2 separate regions of the Mus musculus genome follow, and region 2 is linked to region 1. A link is a loop called in an ENCODE intact Hi-C map of the cell type or tissue named here. Cell type or tissue: heart. All regions are shown on one strand. Each heading gives the region's core, and the rest is flanking DNA. Links, peaks and the distances in the headings are about the cores only. Region 1 overlaps Mapkap1 (mitogen-activated protein kinase associated protein 1). Region 2 overlaps Mapkap1 (mitogen-activated protein kinase associated protein 1).

Region 1 (7,804 bases), core at 1,905-6,904:
TCAAGTAGAAGGTAGGAAACTGTACTGCCTTGGACAGAGAACATGGCCCACAGGGTACCCTAAGGCTGCCTAGACTCTGCACAAAGGGAATGGTGAGCAACTTTTTAAAGAGGCATGCCCAGGGTTCCCTCATCTTTTTTATGTGAGAACTTTTAAAAGCCTGTAATTTTTAACTTACCTCTCTGATGCTATCTCTAAAATATACCCCAAATGACCAATCCTTTATCAAAAAGGGCATCATTGACTAGAAGCCGCTTCTGCTTTTAAGTGGTGTTGCCTTGTGGTCTATAAAATAGAAATCGGAGGAGGAGAAAAGGCAAACACTTTTCATTTATTTACTTTCTGCCTTTATTCCTTACAAGCAGCTCATTTTTAAAACCTTAAGCTGGGGGTCAGAGCAAGAGCAAAGAGTTTGGAAAGGGTAGAGCAAATAAAAAAACAAGATGTGTGTTTCAAGCCTGGCAATCTGGGGATGAATTACCCTGACCAACTGCGTGGTGTTTCTTTCCATTCTGTTGTGTTAGCAAACATCCTCATTGTCCAGATTGTCCTCATATATGGAAATGGAACATATGCAGCTTGTTTAATTTTGTATTTGTAAATCTGACTTGATTTCCTTTTTGGCAAAGGCTATTGTCTGGAGGAAAGAAAAGATTTTTCTTTGTGTCTGTTTATAGTGACAGAAATACTGGAACAATTAATAAAGATGGAAAGAATTACATAGTTCTAAGAATTTAAAGGTCAGACAAACCAAGTATGTATGCTTTGTTCACTGGGATGTCCCGTCTATAGAAAGTGTGCCAGGGTATGCTTTATTCATACAACCGAAACACATATTTTAGATAGTCATCAATTTACTTCAGTATCCAAAAATCATACCAGCCGTTACTGTAGTTACTGTGCCTCCTAAAAGTTTGGGCCTCTCACACTCTGAGTTAGTACGGTTTATTCTATGCTGCAGCCCCCTTGGCTGTGTTCGGCTCCTGGGTCTCGTTTTGATTTCCTCTACTCTCCCTTGGCTTACGGTGGAGTCTGTCAGCTGCTGCTGTGTACATGTCAGGCTAGTGACTCGTAATGTTTATTAATACAGTGTCAGTCTTGCTGCTGAAACAACCGTGATGCTTCAGAAGGTTGCAGTGGAACGGAGCATTTGATTTCCAGATCCTGTCTGCACTGCATGGTGAATACGTTCTCACATGTTACACAGTTCACTGACCTGACAGTTATGGAACCCCGCCTGGGACCCCATTTCAGCAGGACATATTTGAACAGAAACAGTTTGCAAAACTTTACACACTTAAACTCCTGCCAAGGCAAACTGTTAGGCACTTGAGTTTGTTATAAATACTCAGTGGCAGTGGTTGGAAGTAGCCCACAGTGTGTTTTATATTCTGAACGGAATGTGAATGTCTTTGCGGTTATATAGAGTAGTAAATAATTGAGTTTGATTAGGGAGAGGGACCTCATTATCCCCACCTGTGCCCAGCTGGAAGGGGAGGGTCGAAATGAAGCCATTAGCTGTCTCTCTTACTGGCATCTCAAAGAGCTCAAATACATCTGTGTCTTATTTTCTTTTCTGGCACAATCAGTCGAGCAAGCTAAGCAGGCATGACCAGATTTGGCAAGTCCCAAGGACTCTGGCAAAGATACACAAGGAGAAGGCGGAGGGCAGTCATTTTGGCTTCTCACTGCCCATTAGTCTAGCGAGTTATGTTTTTGGAAAATGTCTGTTTTGAAAAAAAAGTACTTTGTCCAATGTCAAACATTGCATGCTTGCACAATGTGCTTTGATCTTTCAAAAAATTCTATCAGTGCAAGGGGAAACAAACTGGCATTCACACTAGTGTCAGCTCCCTTTGTGGATAAAATGATACCCAGAGCCTCTGCAATTATTGCAACGCTTTTTCTTGCTCATCTATTTTCATTTTCTACTTTGAAGTACTGGGGAATGATCACATGGAAGGGGGCTAGAGCAGGTGGCAACCAGAGCAGTGCATCTCCATGCTGTTGTGAACTGGTCAGGACCAGAGAACAGAGCACTGTTCCTGGCAGCTTTATCCCACCTCTGGAAACTGAAACCACGGCATTTTCAGGATATCTTTAGAAAGGACCTGTGAGCCAGGGTATTTGTAAAACTCTTCCACAGGTTGGTCATTGACTCCCGTCTGGGAGATGAACTGCTCTCCGGAAGTTTCTTCTTGCCCTGAGTACCCCAGCCTCCAATCTAAGCAACAAAAGAGTTAAAAACACTTTGGAATCTAGGAGATATAAGGTCCATCTAGGGTTAAATTGTGGCTCCTGCAGGATTTGTTGCTGGCTATAGAACTTATTAACTTAATGTGTATTTCCAGGTACGTGTCTTAACCTGTCACTTTCTTGTTATAAAGTAGGTTCAATAATAGCACCTGCCTTTCTTTGGGGAAGGGGTTATAGGAACAATTAAGAGCTGGGAACTGTTATTCTCAGTATATGTAACTCCTTTGTTTGCCTATTTTTTTGAGACCAGATCTCACTAGGTAGCCCAAGCTGGCTTGAAGCTTGAAGATCCTTAGCCCCTCGAGTGTTGAGTGATAGATGTTTGCTACTGTACCTGAACATTATATATCACTTTTAATAAAGACTAGTCAATGGCTAGTATGTTAGTAATTACTTAATTATTATTTGACAGATGTTACTATAAATACTTTCATGTCCAAGAATTGTTTTGCCTGTGAGGAAATGGAGTCAGAGTAACTATATGGTTTACCCAACAAAGGGAAAACTTCACTTCAAACTAGCCATTATTATATTCTACAGCTCAGTGTGCTCTGCTGCCTTTTGGTATTACTGCTCCCTTTCCACTGCTGTGATACAGAGCTGAGACATCTCTCCTGAGGGAGCTCCTCTGACTCTTCTCCTGGGTGTGGCTAGTTAGGTATTATAGGCATGTATGTTTCTCAATATACTTAATAAGGGTTCAACCTCCCCTCTAGTCCACCACCTACCAAAGATAACAGAAAAGAAAGGTTATTAGGATATGGGGAAGTGGATGTGTTTAGAAATGGTTCTTTGGTGAGACTTCAGTCTTCATTGTTCTCAGTCCAGTCAGCCAACAAACACCAAACATGAGTCAGCTAGCTGCATTCCAGTCCACTAGCAAACACCATACACAAACCAGCAGCTGTAGTCCAGTCCACACAGCAGACACAGGAAACTAAATGTTTTCTTTGGAAAGTTTGTAATGTTGCTGAAGCAGACACAGGTGAAAGGATGTTTGTGCAGACACAGATGAAAGGATGCATGATATTAAGAAGGACCCAACAGATGGTGGATGATGCTGGATGGTATTAGTATGCCTTGCCATTGTTTATTAGTCACAATTTGTTGGGACTTCACAGAGAGAAACACACCAAAAAACTTCTGGTGGTATGCTGGTGGTTTCTTGCTACTTGTGCTGATTGGCAGAGTGATGTCAGCTGATTCAGACTTATGTGCCAAGGCAAGATACGTGATGAGGCAAGACCTGTGGAGGACTCAAGATGTTTGGAGGACATATAAATAGGACTCAATGGCCTGAGAGAGGCTTCCTTGCAACGCTTCTTGGTCTCGCATCTTTGCTGATCTTTGCTTCATTGAGAGGGGCATGGCAAAGAACTTCTGCCATCCCCAGAGGTCCTTGTACCTCCTGCTGATTCGGCTGAGGCCTGGCTGCCTATCTCTGCTAGGTTGTGCCACCATTGCTGATTGATGTTTGCTATCCCAGCACTACTGAACTAGCCTGATGGTAATTGGTGAAGTGTTTGCCAGTGGCTCAAACTGCTGCTGCTGACGTCTAAACTGAAGTTCTGGTTTCCTGACAACACAGATGGGATTTGCTCCAAAGAACCATTTCTAAACCGGTTCACTTCCTCCATATCCTAATAACCTTTCTTTTCCACTACCTCTGGTGGTGAGGGGCTAGAAGGGAGGTTAAACATTTAAGAACCATTATTAAAAGTAGGGTTAAGTAAAACTCTAAGAGTACAGTTTCTATTTCAAAGTATGCTGTTTCCCTATGCCTATAAAGAAAGCAGCCATCTGTGAGCTTCTCTGACCTTCTCTACCACAGACTGTACATGTGTTAGGGACCATTTTGTTAAGTTCTCAATAGTTCCAAAATAGGATGAGTGTGAGTTTTGCCTCAGGATAGTTTCCTGATGCCTCCAGCCTTGTTTCTCTGAAATTATATGTGCTCTTTTAGGATTAAATGATTAAATGCAGGCTTCTTAACAGATTAAAATAGTGCTGGTCACATAGTAAATTTTCAATAAGCAGTAGTTGCTGCTGTTACTTCTGTGATTGTTAAATGGTGAATGCATATTATACAGATTTAAAAACTCTTTAATTCTCACTGAATTTCCCCCACATTGTGACTGAGTTTCTATTGCCTGCTGTCCCTCAAAGCCATTAAGTTACACTGCTTCTGAGTTTTCCTGTCAATTGGAAAGCTTTGAACATTGAGCCCAGAATGCTGACCTTCAGGGAGCTTTTGATGCTTGGATCAAAGGCTACTTGCTGACAGTGCCCTTAAATGATGCCACCAAGCAGCTCATCACACAGTTTCATGCCCGTAAGCTGCTTGAGTGCTGAGATCCATTCTTCCCACAGGAGCCAGAGCAGAGAGGGCTGTGTGAGGCCTCTTCTTTTGGGGTATGACTTGGGCCAAGGCAAACAGAAAGCCCGCATTAGGAAACAACTCCCACTGTTTGGCGCCCTCCAGTGCCAGGTGCCTAGCATCCATTGTGTGACAGTTCTGCAGGGAAGGGGCCTCACTGCAGCACTACACACACATACTTGTGTGTTACAGCATTACACTCACAGGGCACAGCACTTGCAGTCTGTATGCTTTCCTCCCCAATAAACTGCCCTCTCCCTTGGTGTCCATCTCTTGCCCTTTTCCTGTCCAGAGAGTTATGCTTTAGTATGAAGACCTATGTCCTTATTTCCTGTGTCTCCTGTCACCTTTGGTTTACTGCTTAGAAAAATACTCACTGTCCAGGACTAATGCTAGTGTCAAAATTCTGTGGTAAGTCTGACACTGTCACATAACTTTTAAAATCCCAGTGCTTTGGAGGCTGAGATAGGAAGGTCTCAAGTTCATTGCCAGACTATGTCTCAGGCTCCCTCCCTGCCCCAGAAGCCTCTTTGGTGACTGCATGGCTTTCAGAGGCGCAAAACTAAGCTCCCTGAGCTCGTTTTAAATGCCTGTGCGATCTTCACTGTCTTAGCAGACTTGAGAGGACCCAGCTCCGAGTTTACTGGCAGCAGCAGTAAGTCAGCTCTCTGACATGGAGTTTCATGATAGACCTGAATAAGGATCCCACCAGAGATGCAGAGGTGCTCAGTCGTCTGTGCTTGCATCCCCAGCATGCCCTGTCCTGAGCCCAGAATAAGACAGACAGCACACATCCTGGACATGCATCCGCATCCGATGCTCCCTTGCCCTTCCTTTTTTCCTTCCTTCCTTCCTTCCTTCCTTCCTTCCTTCCTTCCTTCCTTCCTTCTTCCCTTCCTTCCTCCCTCCCTTCCTTCCTTCACTGTTGTTTTCATTTTCCTCTCATGAACCCTGCTACCCTGGCTTCAGCTTGGAGGCTGTAAAGGAAGATGGAGAGCCGAGTTACCTCAGAATGATCACTATCGTTAACATTCACGGGTGGTTCACTTATCATTCCTGACTGCACAGACATGGCAGCCACGCGGAAGCGTCCGCAGGTGTAGCATGGTGATACATATTACATTGTGCCACAATGGATTTATGTATTCTGTAACAAAAGAAAAGTGTAATGAAAAAATACAGAAGGTGATTCTTTATTCCTCCACTACACAATTTATCAGTAAGGCCTGTGGAGGGAAGGGCCAGGGATTTCCTCTGCTTGCTTTAACCTTGTCACCCAGGTATGTTTTGGTAAAATGACAGAAAAATACAGACTGGGGATTTTCCTTTGCTTCAAACCTCTTAAAAGGACACTTTGAATTTATGAAAGTTAGTCCAGATATGAAACTGCCTGTTAAGCTTTTACTCTGCTCTTTGCTGAAAGAGTTGAGCATACTGGCTTGCAGTGATTTTATCAGCCGGCCAAAGAACGGGAGCCAATGCAGCAGTTTATAAACAGACAAACTCTACCATCGGTTAGGTAGCTGCCGGGTGGATGAGGGTTCGTGAGGCCTGGGCCAGTACTAGTTTGCAAATCTCCGAGAACTTGTGTTTCCTTTTGGCCCTACTCATCTGTCACCCAACATATTGTCACAGATGGAGGACATACTGACTTCTGAGGAGAAAGCTGGGGCAGGCAGATCTGAGTGTGGTTGATTGGCATTTGTTCCAATACTCACTGGCCTAGTGCCAAGGCAAACACCCGCAAGTTTTTAATGCACAAGGCTCTTTACATATCAGTACCCTTGCCAAAGTTTCACTTACAGCAGCTCTCCCAAAATAGAGTTTTTTTAAAAAGAGCTATTTCTTATTTTGCTTTGATCAGTAAAATAAACTTTTAAAGATTGTTCTGGGATGGGGTCCAGCTTCTGAGGTAAAGAATGGTTGGAGCTCAGGCATGATTCAGTAACAGAGTGTTGAGTAAAATTAGCTTGACAGCTCTCAGGCCTGCTGCTCGATAGCAAAGAACCTTCACCAAGTGAAAATGGATGGCTGTGCTGGCCAGGGCAGCATCAGCTTTGTGCTTTGTAACAAATGGGACGTCAAGGAGTAAACAGCAAGCTGCATGGAGAGGAGTGCTGTGGACATGTCTCTGTGTTAGGGAAACAAATTAGATCCTTGGTTTTTAGATTAGCCCATAGCCCCTGTGGGGAACCAGCTACCTGGATGGGTCTAGCCTGGGCTCCAAGCCCCATCCCAGCCTCATCTACCATTGGAAAGCTTTCCCAGAGATTGGCTTTCCTTCAGATTTCTTGTCAGGATTAAGCCTTGCCATGGGTTTTGGCCATGTTTCCCTTGAGATTCTTATGGGGAAATGGGAATGTGACCAAACTCCTTGGAGCAATTTTCATGTTCCATAGTTGGAAACTTGGGTCCCATTTTTTACATGAGCAACTCGGAATTAGTGTGTTTTATTCCAGTGCCCAAAGGGGGGGAATGGGTATATTTTTGTGACACTTGTCACTACAATAACAGTCTCTGTGAAATGACAGCTCACCCAGATGATGAGCTACTGGGTGGGTTTTTTGTTTGTTTTGGTTTTGGATGAGTTTTTGTTGTTGTTTTTGTCATTTGTTTTTTGTTTTTTTGTTTTGGGTTTAGCATCTGTTTGGTTTTTTTTGTTGTTTGTGTCTTTGTTGTTTTTCTTTTCTTTTTCTTTTTCAATCTCAATTCTTCTCCAACCTAATTTGATTACAAGCTTGCAAGCAGTGTTAGTGTTTTGTCTTTCGTTTCTTTTGCTTAAACTAATATTTTGTTTGATTTTTGTAGGACTAGGTAAAAAAATCACTTATAGTGGAGTATACACAGATTGTATATTAAAAGTGGGGTGGAATGGGCATGGTGGGGCACACCTTTAATACCCGGAGGGAGGCAGAGGCAGGTGGAGCTCTCTGAGTTTGAGGCCAACCTGGTGTATATACTGAGACCCTGTCTCCAAACAAACCAAAATAACAACAAAAGATAAATGGGCAGACCAGTGTTGTACTAGACGGTTAAAAGAGCCTTTTTTCTTTCTCTGGGCACTGAGGAGCTTATTGTGACAGTAGTCTCTGCCTACAGTGACAGGGACTGACATAAATCAGGCTCTGTCAGCTGCCAGTCTTTACTACAGCATTTGGCTCCCAAGCCAAA
Region 2 (7,804 bases), core at 1,717-6,716, 64 kb after region 1:
AATTTATACACACACACACACACACACACACACACACATATATACACACACACACATATATATACATATACATATATATATATATACACACACACATACATACATATACACACACATAATATATATGCATGTATACATACATACACATATATAAATATATATATATTTCATACCTACAGTACTTTTATTAATTTCTTAAAAATTACACGCAATGTATTTTGATCATATTCACTCCCTCATTCCATATCCTCCCTCACCCTTCTTCCCACCCAGTTTCATGTTTTGGGTTTTTTGTTGTTGTTGGTTCTCTTTATTTCTCTCTCTCTCTCTCTCTTTCTCTCTCTCTCTCCCTCCCTCCCTCTCTCTCTCTCTCCCTCCCTCCTTCCCTCCCTCCCTCCCTCTTTCTCTCTCAAATCCATTGTGTCCAGTTTGTGTTGGCCAACTCCTCCTGGGCTGGAGCCTGCCCAGGAGTATGTCTGCTATACCAGGTCACACACAATGAGAGATAACTGGCTTTCCCTCTCTGAGTCTGGGTTCATCTTTAGGAACTGTAATATGGCTTGAGTTTCTTGTTGCAGTACAGGATAACGATTTGCTGTGCTGTGCCATCCCATCCCCATGACACCCCAGGAACGAACACTTTTGTTAGCCCCATTTTACAGGCTCAGGCTCCTGGAAAAATAAATTTCTTTTTTTTTTTTTTTAAAGATTGTTGTTTTTTTTTTTAATTAATTTATTTATTATATGTAAGTATACTTTAACTGTCTTCAGACACTCCAGAAGAGGGCATCAGATTTCATTACAGATGGTTGTGAGCCACCATGTGGTTGCTGGGATTTGAACTCAGGACCTTTGGAAGAGCAGTCAGCACTCTTAACCGCTGAGCCATCTCACCAGCTCCAAAAATAAATTTCTTTACTCAAGATAACACCAGTGAGAATGTGCTCTCCCAGATCCTGGCCTCCAGTGAGACCAAAGTCTCCTGGAGACTTTGCACGTGGACCTTCCCTAGCAGAAGTGTCTAGTGCTTACAGAAAGGTTTGTGCTGTGATACTTGGTGATGGCAGTTACTGGAAGAGTCCATGGTGATAGGCATGTTGGACTGCCTGGCTAAACAGGCATTCTATGTTTTTTGTGCTTTCAAGACTAACACAGAGCAGACCCAGGTATCCAGGCCTAAGGCTAGGCACATACTTGTGCGTATCCTCCCTTGGCTCCCTGCTATGCCATTTGACAACAGGAGTCTGTAACTGTTATACCTTACTTAGTTCTTGTACTGGTTCATTCTTTTTTCAACTTTGTACAAGTTAGAGGCATTTGGGAAAAGGAACCTCAATAGAGAAAATGCCTCTAACAAATTGGTCTGTAGGTAAGTCGGGGAGGGGGCGCATTTTCTTGGTTAATAATGGGTGTGGCAAGGCCCAGCCCCCAATGGGAGATGCTATCCCTAGGCAGGTGGTCCAGGGTTGTATAAGAAAGCAAACTGAGTAAGCCAGGAGGAGCAGGGTTAGTAAGCAGCATTCCTCTGTGGTCTCTGCTTCTGTGTCTGCCTGCAGGTTCCTCCCCTATTTGAGTTCCTGACTTGGCTTCCTACAGTGATGCACTGTGGTTGAAAGGCCAAATAAATCCTTTCCTCCCTAAATCGCTTTTAGTCATGGTCACAACAATAGAAAATAACTAGTCCTCAAAAGCTCCACACTTGTGAATTAGCGTCCTGTGCCTCTTTCCCAGGTTGCCCAAAGTGAAAGCTTGAGGAAGTAGTGCTGAAGCTTGACCTAATCCAGAGTTCCTGGCCCTAACCACTGAGCACTGCTGCCTTTAAATGTAGACAGCTCAGGCTACCTTCAGAGAGCTAGGTACTCAGTGAGCCACTGTCACAGAAGGACCTAGGGCAGGGGCTGCCCAAAGGGGGACCTCTGCTGTACTGTGGATGATGATATACAGTGCTAATTTCCTTTTATGGAAATATTTTGGTTAGTTAAAACAGATGAGGGTCCCCTAGTGATAACTCTAAACCTTGGACAAATTGTTTCCCTGGAGAGTTGTAGCTGCATTAGAGTTGCGCTTTGTTTATTTTGAGCTGTCTTGTTAAGGAAGGATTTATATGCTGGCGTTGATGTAGGACAGCAATCAGGCAATGTTTTCTGCCTTTGACAGTTGGCGTGATAGTTTGCTTCCAGTGAAGTTTGACTCACTGTATCTGGAAGCTGTCAGTGTGCGAGCATGAAAAGGTCATGACGGATGGCGACGGATAAGTGGGCAGGGGAAGAGAGTTGGTAAAGGAGACAAATGGCCTCCCATGCTTCTGAGGGAAGGGTTGGCCCCAGCCACTGCAGGCCAGCCCTATGCTCTTCCTCTTTACCTGCTGGGGCTGAGGCTGGGAAGCTCTGGACACCTTTATGACAGTGGAAGGGCTCTCAGAGGAGCCCTTGCCAGCACCTTGGGTGCATGTGAGCTTCTAGATGGAAGTGTGCTTCTATTTATGGTCACTTTCCACCACGGCATTATCACTGCGCCCTTGCAGAGGTCCGTGAGCTCGTCCTTGCCGACACTGACTAACAGGTGGGGAAGGAAAGCAAACTCTGACGTGAAAACGGTGGGAAAAGTTAACCAAGCTTTTAGAACAGTGATGGCTTTAAAAACAGTACAAGCGCTTTCCCAGCTGGCGTGCCTGAAGCCCAGGTTCAGCCCACAGCACCACAAAGTAAAAAAATAAGTAATTAAGTAAATCAAAATACTGTTGGGAACTGGGAACTGAAGAAATGGCTCAGAGTCAAAAGCACTTGCTGCTCTTCCAGAGGATACACGTTTGACTCCCAGCATCCACACTGCTGCTAACGAGTGCCTGTAACTCCAGTTCCAGGAGATCCAGGGCCCACTTCTGGCCTCTGCAGACACAAGGCAGAACATGTCTGCAGGTACACAGACATGCATGCGGACAAAATGCCCAAGCACATAAAATAAAACTCTAAATGAAAAACGATACATACTGTTGGGTCCATGGCTCCTGCTAGCCAGAGCCGACTGCATTTTAGTGGGGCCTTTGGGAAGCTTCCCTAGACCACCCCCACCAGCTCCCGTCCTGGAGATGGAGTCCAGGCCTTGTCCATGTCAGGCGCTTGCCTGCTCTGCTCTGCTGAGCTCCGTTGCTGACCCCTATGTAAATATTTTTCTTTCCTATTTCATTTGGTATTATGACATTAGAATGTTTTTTTAAGTCAAACTTTTCTCTTGGCTTGATTTTCTTGGGTCATGCTATATTTCATCATGGGTGTTAACATTAACACCTCAGTGTAACCATTTAGTTTGAAGAAACGTATTTAATTAAGGTCTACTTCCCTTCTTTCTTTGTATGTTTATACTTTGACTTACTTGCAATACTGTGTTTAAAATGACACCATAAGCTGTGGTGGCGCACGCCTTTAATCCCAGCACTTGGGAGTCAGAGGCAGGCGGATTTCTGAGTTCGAGGCCAGCCTGATCTACAAAGTAAGTTCCAGGACAGCCAGGACTACACAGAGAAACCTTGTCTTGAAAAACCAAAAAAAAAAAAAAAAAAAAAAAAAAAGACACCATAAGGAGTCCCTCTGCATTTTCAGGGATGTCCACAAAAACTTTACTCATTAAGAACAAGTACAGGGGGCTGGTGAGATGGCTCAGTGGTTAAGAGCGCCGACTGCTCTTCTGAAGGGCCAGAGTTCAAATCCCAGCAACCACATGGTGGCTCACAACCACCTGTAACGAAATCTGATGCCCTCTTCTGGAGGACAGCTACAGTGTATTTACATATAATAAATAAATAAATCTTTAAAAAAAAAAAAAAGAGCAAGTACAGAAGTCAGAAGAACAGCAATTGTGTGTTTGCTGGCTTGCAGATGTAGGTGTGGCATGTTTGACGTGTGAACATTGTTTTGTTTTGTTTGTTTGTTTGTTTGTTTGTTTGTTTGAGACAGGGTTTCTCTGTGTAGTCCTGGCTGTCCTGGAACTCACTCTGTAGACCAGGCTGGCCTCGAACTCAGAAATCCGCCTGCCTCTGACTCCCAAGTGCTGGGATTAAAGGCATGCACCACCACTGCCCGGTAAACATTGTCTTATACCCTGGGGAGAGAAGAGGGAAGTGCTGCAGGACCATTTGGAAAGGTTCTCTTGACTCTGGGTCTGAGCAGCCTGAGGGCTATCTGGGAACCAGGCAGTTCTGGATTGGAAGAATAGCTTTCCTACTTCTAAGCTCTGTAAATGCATCACAATACTCCACCCCCTCAGTAGACATGCATCCAACAAACTAGCACAGCTCCTGCTGACCCTTACAGTGCTGAGAGTGTGGACTCTAGCACCAGAGCTCCTAGTTCCAGGTCCCAGGCCACTTGTGAGTTGTGCGATCTTGGACAAGTTCCATAACCGTCCTATGGTTCTGTTCCATGAGGTTACTAGAGCACACTGAGACTGTCCAACCTCTGGCACCTAGTAGACATTCAGTGCTCACTAAGTGGACACTTAGTAAATTGACGAGTGTAACAGAGCCATGCCTGCTGGGTCTGAGGACAGTGCCTCGAGATTCCTAGAGCTGGAACTGCTGGAAGGCAGTGAGTGCGCCTGCCAGGGCCACACCTTTGCCAAAGCATGGGGAACATGACAGCTATAGTGTCTGTGCTCTGCAGTCACAGGAAAGCCCTGCTGCTCTGGCCCCACCTTCTCCTTTGTACACTTGAAAGGCTGCAGTGGAAAATGGGTGCAGTTGCGTTGACTGACCTCCTGAGCACACACACTGCACCCTAGCTCCAGCGTCTTTAGCCAGAACATGAAATGAATTTGCTAGCTGGCATCCCTCCAGCAACCATCCATCCACCATTCTAGAATGAATGAACGAAATGAATGGATGCATGGATGGATGGATGCATGGATGGATGCATGGATGGATGCATGGATGAATGAGTGAATGAATGTGTAAAAAGTGCTTAGGCTCCCAGAGGTCTCCAGGTTCTGTCCAATATGCTCAACAAGGTTGGTACCCACCAGACTGCCTCAGGCTCTCCTAGCCTGCTTGCACTTGTCCAGTAGGAACAACCAGGCCTGTGGGGCCTAACTCAGCTTTAAGAGCCAGAGACTCACACTTGTCTGTAGTGAGATTATTAAACACACAAAGGATTTTTCCCATCTCGAAAGATTCCCTATAGGTTCCTTTAAATAGTGACTCCTGGAGGCAGGCAAGAGTTTTACAGATCATTAACTGCCTGACTGAAAGCCTGCAGGGCAAGGAAACTTAAAACTGAAGTGTCTGAAGTGTCGGGAGCTCCTGCCAATTACAGATCAATCCAAAATGAAGACAGAGTATCACTGGAACCGAGTCAGTGGGAAAATGGGATTTGATTCAGGAAGAAAATCTCATGTGTATGCTGGTTTTGTGGAGCACACCAGTTGTTTAAATGATGTTCCACCTGTCTGCCCATCTTGAGCCTTTTGCATTCAGCTCCACATCTCCATCCCCAAACTTCAGTCTTGGGGTTCCCTTCTGTAAACAGCATCAGTGGCAGCAACTCCAGGACAAGGTGTCATTGGGAAGGGTTCTGTGGCCAAGCAGAGCATAGGCGACTGATGCACAGATACAGCAGGTAATGGATGAACTATGCGCTAACAATTTGCAGATAAAAATAATGGAAGTTAAAAGTGTGCTTTACATGATAAAAGAAAGATGAAAGAGGAGAGCAGTCTGTTACATCTGCGATGGTTTCAGGAGTCCTGCTTTGTGAAGTAAGCTCTGTTGAAAAGATTGATGCAATGGGACTGACCTTGGCTTGGAGCAGGAGCTGGTGATGTATGTATGAGCATCCCTCTGCTAAATGGACCCAGATTTGTAGCACTAATATACATGGGAGCCCAGAACCAAACTCAGTGTGGCAATAAATCAACAGCCACTTTGGGTGTCGTTTCTGGTTTATATCCCACTATTGTTCTATCACTTTAATTCATGTCACTATCATCTTTTCATCTGGAACAGTTTTATATAATTTTCCAGTGGAGTTACCTGACAAATCCTATCAAATTAACAAGGTACATTAACAGTATTGACTGGCTGCGGCTTCAGGAGTTGCATGGCCTTCGAACAAAATTTTAACCATCTCTGTCTGGTGACAATTTTTTTTTCTTTCTTCCTTTCTGAAAGAGGAATGTGGGGCAGGGTTTATTTCCACATAAGAGATATGCACATTTATTTTGCTCTGTCTGTTTTGACTGTTATAAATGTCAGAATAAGAAGCAGATAAGGAGGGAAGCCCTGCTCACCATGAACGTACTCCCCATCACCACAGCGTGCACGCACATGAACACTCAGCCCATCACCACAGCAGGAGCATACATGAACACTCAGCCTATCACTACAGCAGGAGCATACATGAACACTCATCACCACTCCCATGACTTAAGTACTCATCTCCTTTCATGGAACAATAGAGATGTCCAGATCCTTAACAATTAATGAGCCAATTGGCTCTCCACACAGCCTTCTTCCTTTGTCTGACTGGTTTTGGAGTGAATCTGCTCTTAAAGTAATCCAATGCATGGAGGAGGACAAAATCCAGTCATGGAGAGGATATTTGGTTTTATTCTTTTTTACATTTAAATTTGCTGTCAGGATCCGGCTGTAATGTGTGTGTGTGTGTGTGTGTGTGTGTGTGTGTGTGTGTGTGTGTGTGTGTGTGTGTGTGTGTGTTGGTTGAGGTAGGGGTATTAATTGAGCAAGGCTTAGGTGGGTTTTATTCTCTTTTGAGTTACTAATCTTTTATCACAAGTCCTGCTTGTCTTTGTCTTCTATCACAGTATATACAATTGACTATTTCAGGGGTTTTTTAATCTTGACTTATTTTTTTTCTACTTAGACCCTAACCTAAAAATTAATTACTTTTAAGGCTCTTATGGGGCTCACTCCAGAACACAAAGGTTTATGTCTCGCTTTATGAACAGTTTTTTCTTTTGAGCAAAAGAGGACTTGTAGACTAGATTTGGTGTGTCAGACTGAGCATGTCATCTCCTAAATACACAGAAGGCACCTTCAGCATGTGTCAGTCCTTACTGCAGACACCTCCAATGCCCTGCACCACATTTGTTCCTGGTCATTGTCTGGCATGCACAAAAAAATGCTAGAGTCTCTTGGTTAGAGAGGCAAGGACCTCCCCCACCTGAAAACCAGGCTGCAAGATTTGAACTATTTTGTGGAAAGACCCTTTGATCTTCCTATGGCTTCCCTTAACTGTTCCTTGAGAAATTATATATAGTGTCACAGAGGGAGGTTCTGTGTCCTCCCTCCATTTTCCATGTAAGATATTTCCAGATCAGAAACTATATTGGTAGCATCTGTTACTTAGGGTCTTTATTTAAAAATAAAAAATCAAAATTAGATTTAAATTTCCCTCTATTCCAGTTTATGTCATTACAATATAGACATAATGCTGTTAGCAGTATATGGGAAAATTGTGTATTGTGCTCTGTTATGTCAGAAAAGGTACATCCCCTGTGGGCTTTCCATATAACTGTGGGTGGTCACCCCACACCACACACCTTGCTTGCTCAGGCAGCTAGACCTCAGATGCTGTTTAGAGGCCCTGCCTGTTGGAAGAATCCCATGTTCCCTGAAGCCCTCGGAGCTCATGTTCACCCACTGTATGATTATCCAGCAGTTAGATCACTGCACTGAAGTTACAGGCATCTCATGCCTTCTTTTTTGTCACCCCCCCCCCCTTGGCCTTACAGGTATCTCTGGAGACAAAGTAGAGATAGACCCTGTTACGAATCAGAAAGCCAGCACTAAGTT

Evidence for each region. Hi-C counts contacts between places; a loop is a spot of excess contacts. Peaks named below come from ENCODE experiments on the same cell type or tissue, not always from the same donor. Only the 100,000 strongest peaks of a DNase experiment are listed, where the experiment ranks them.
Region 2: it touches region 1 in a loop (2.0-fold over the local background); 1 of 42 quality-filtered maps calls a loop at or near these places.

What each region holds. Positions count from the first base shown.
Region 1 is chr2:34,525,607-34,533,410 of GRCm38, forward strand. All of the region lies in intron 6 of Mapkap1 (mitogen-activated protein kinase associated protein 1), which reads left to right. Among named protein-coding and RNA genes, the nearest start is that of Gm34178, 46 kb to the right of the region's middle. In heart, for the core only: a CTCF peak has its summit at 4,740 (motif pointing left); no DNase peak of the experiment used is centred there.
Region 2 is chr2:34,589,680-34,597,483 of GRCm38, forward strand. Mapkap1 (mitogen-activated protein kinase associated protein 1) reads left to right here. Exons shown (of 12, transcript NM_177345.4): 10 at 7,744-7,804. Among named protein-coding and RNA genes, the nearest start is that of Gm34178, 18 kb to the left of the region's middle. In heart, for the core only: no CTCF peak of the experiment used is centred there; DNase peaks (open chromatin) are centred at 2,412 and 4,452; H3K4me3 peaks cover 508 bases; H3K27ac peaks cover 2,303 bases.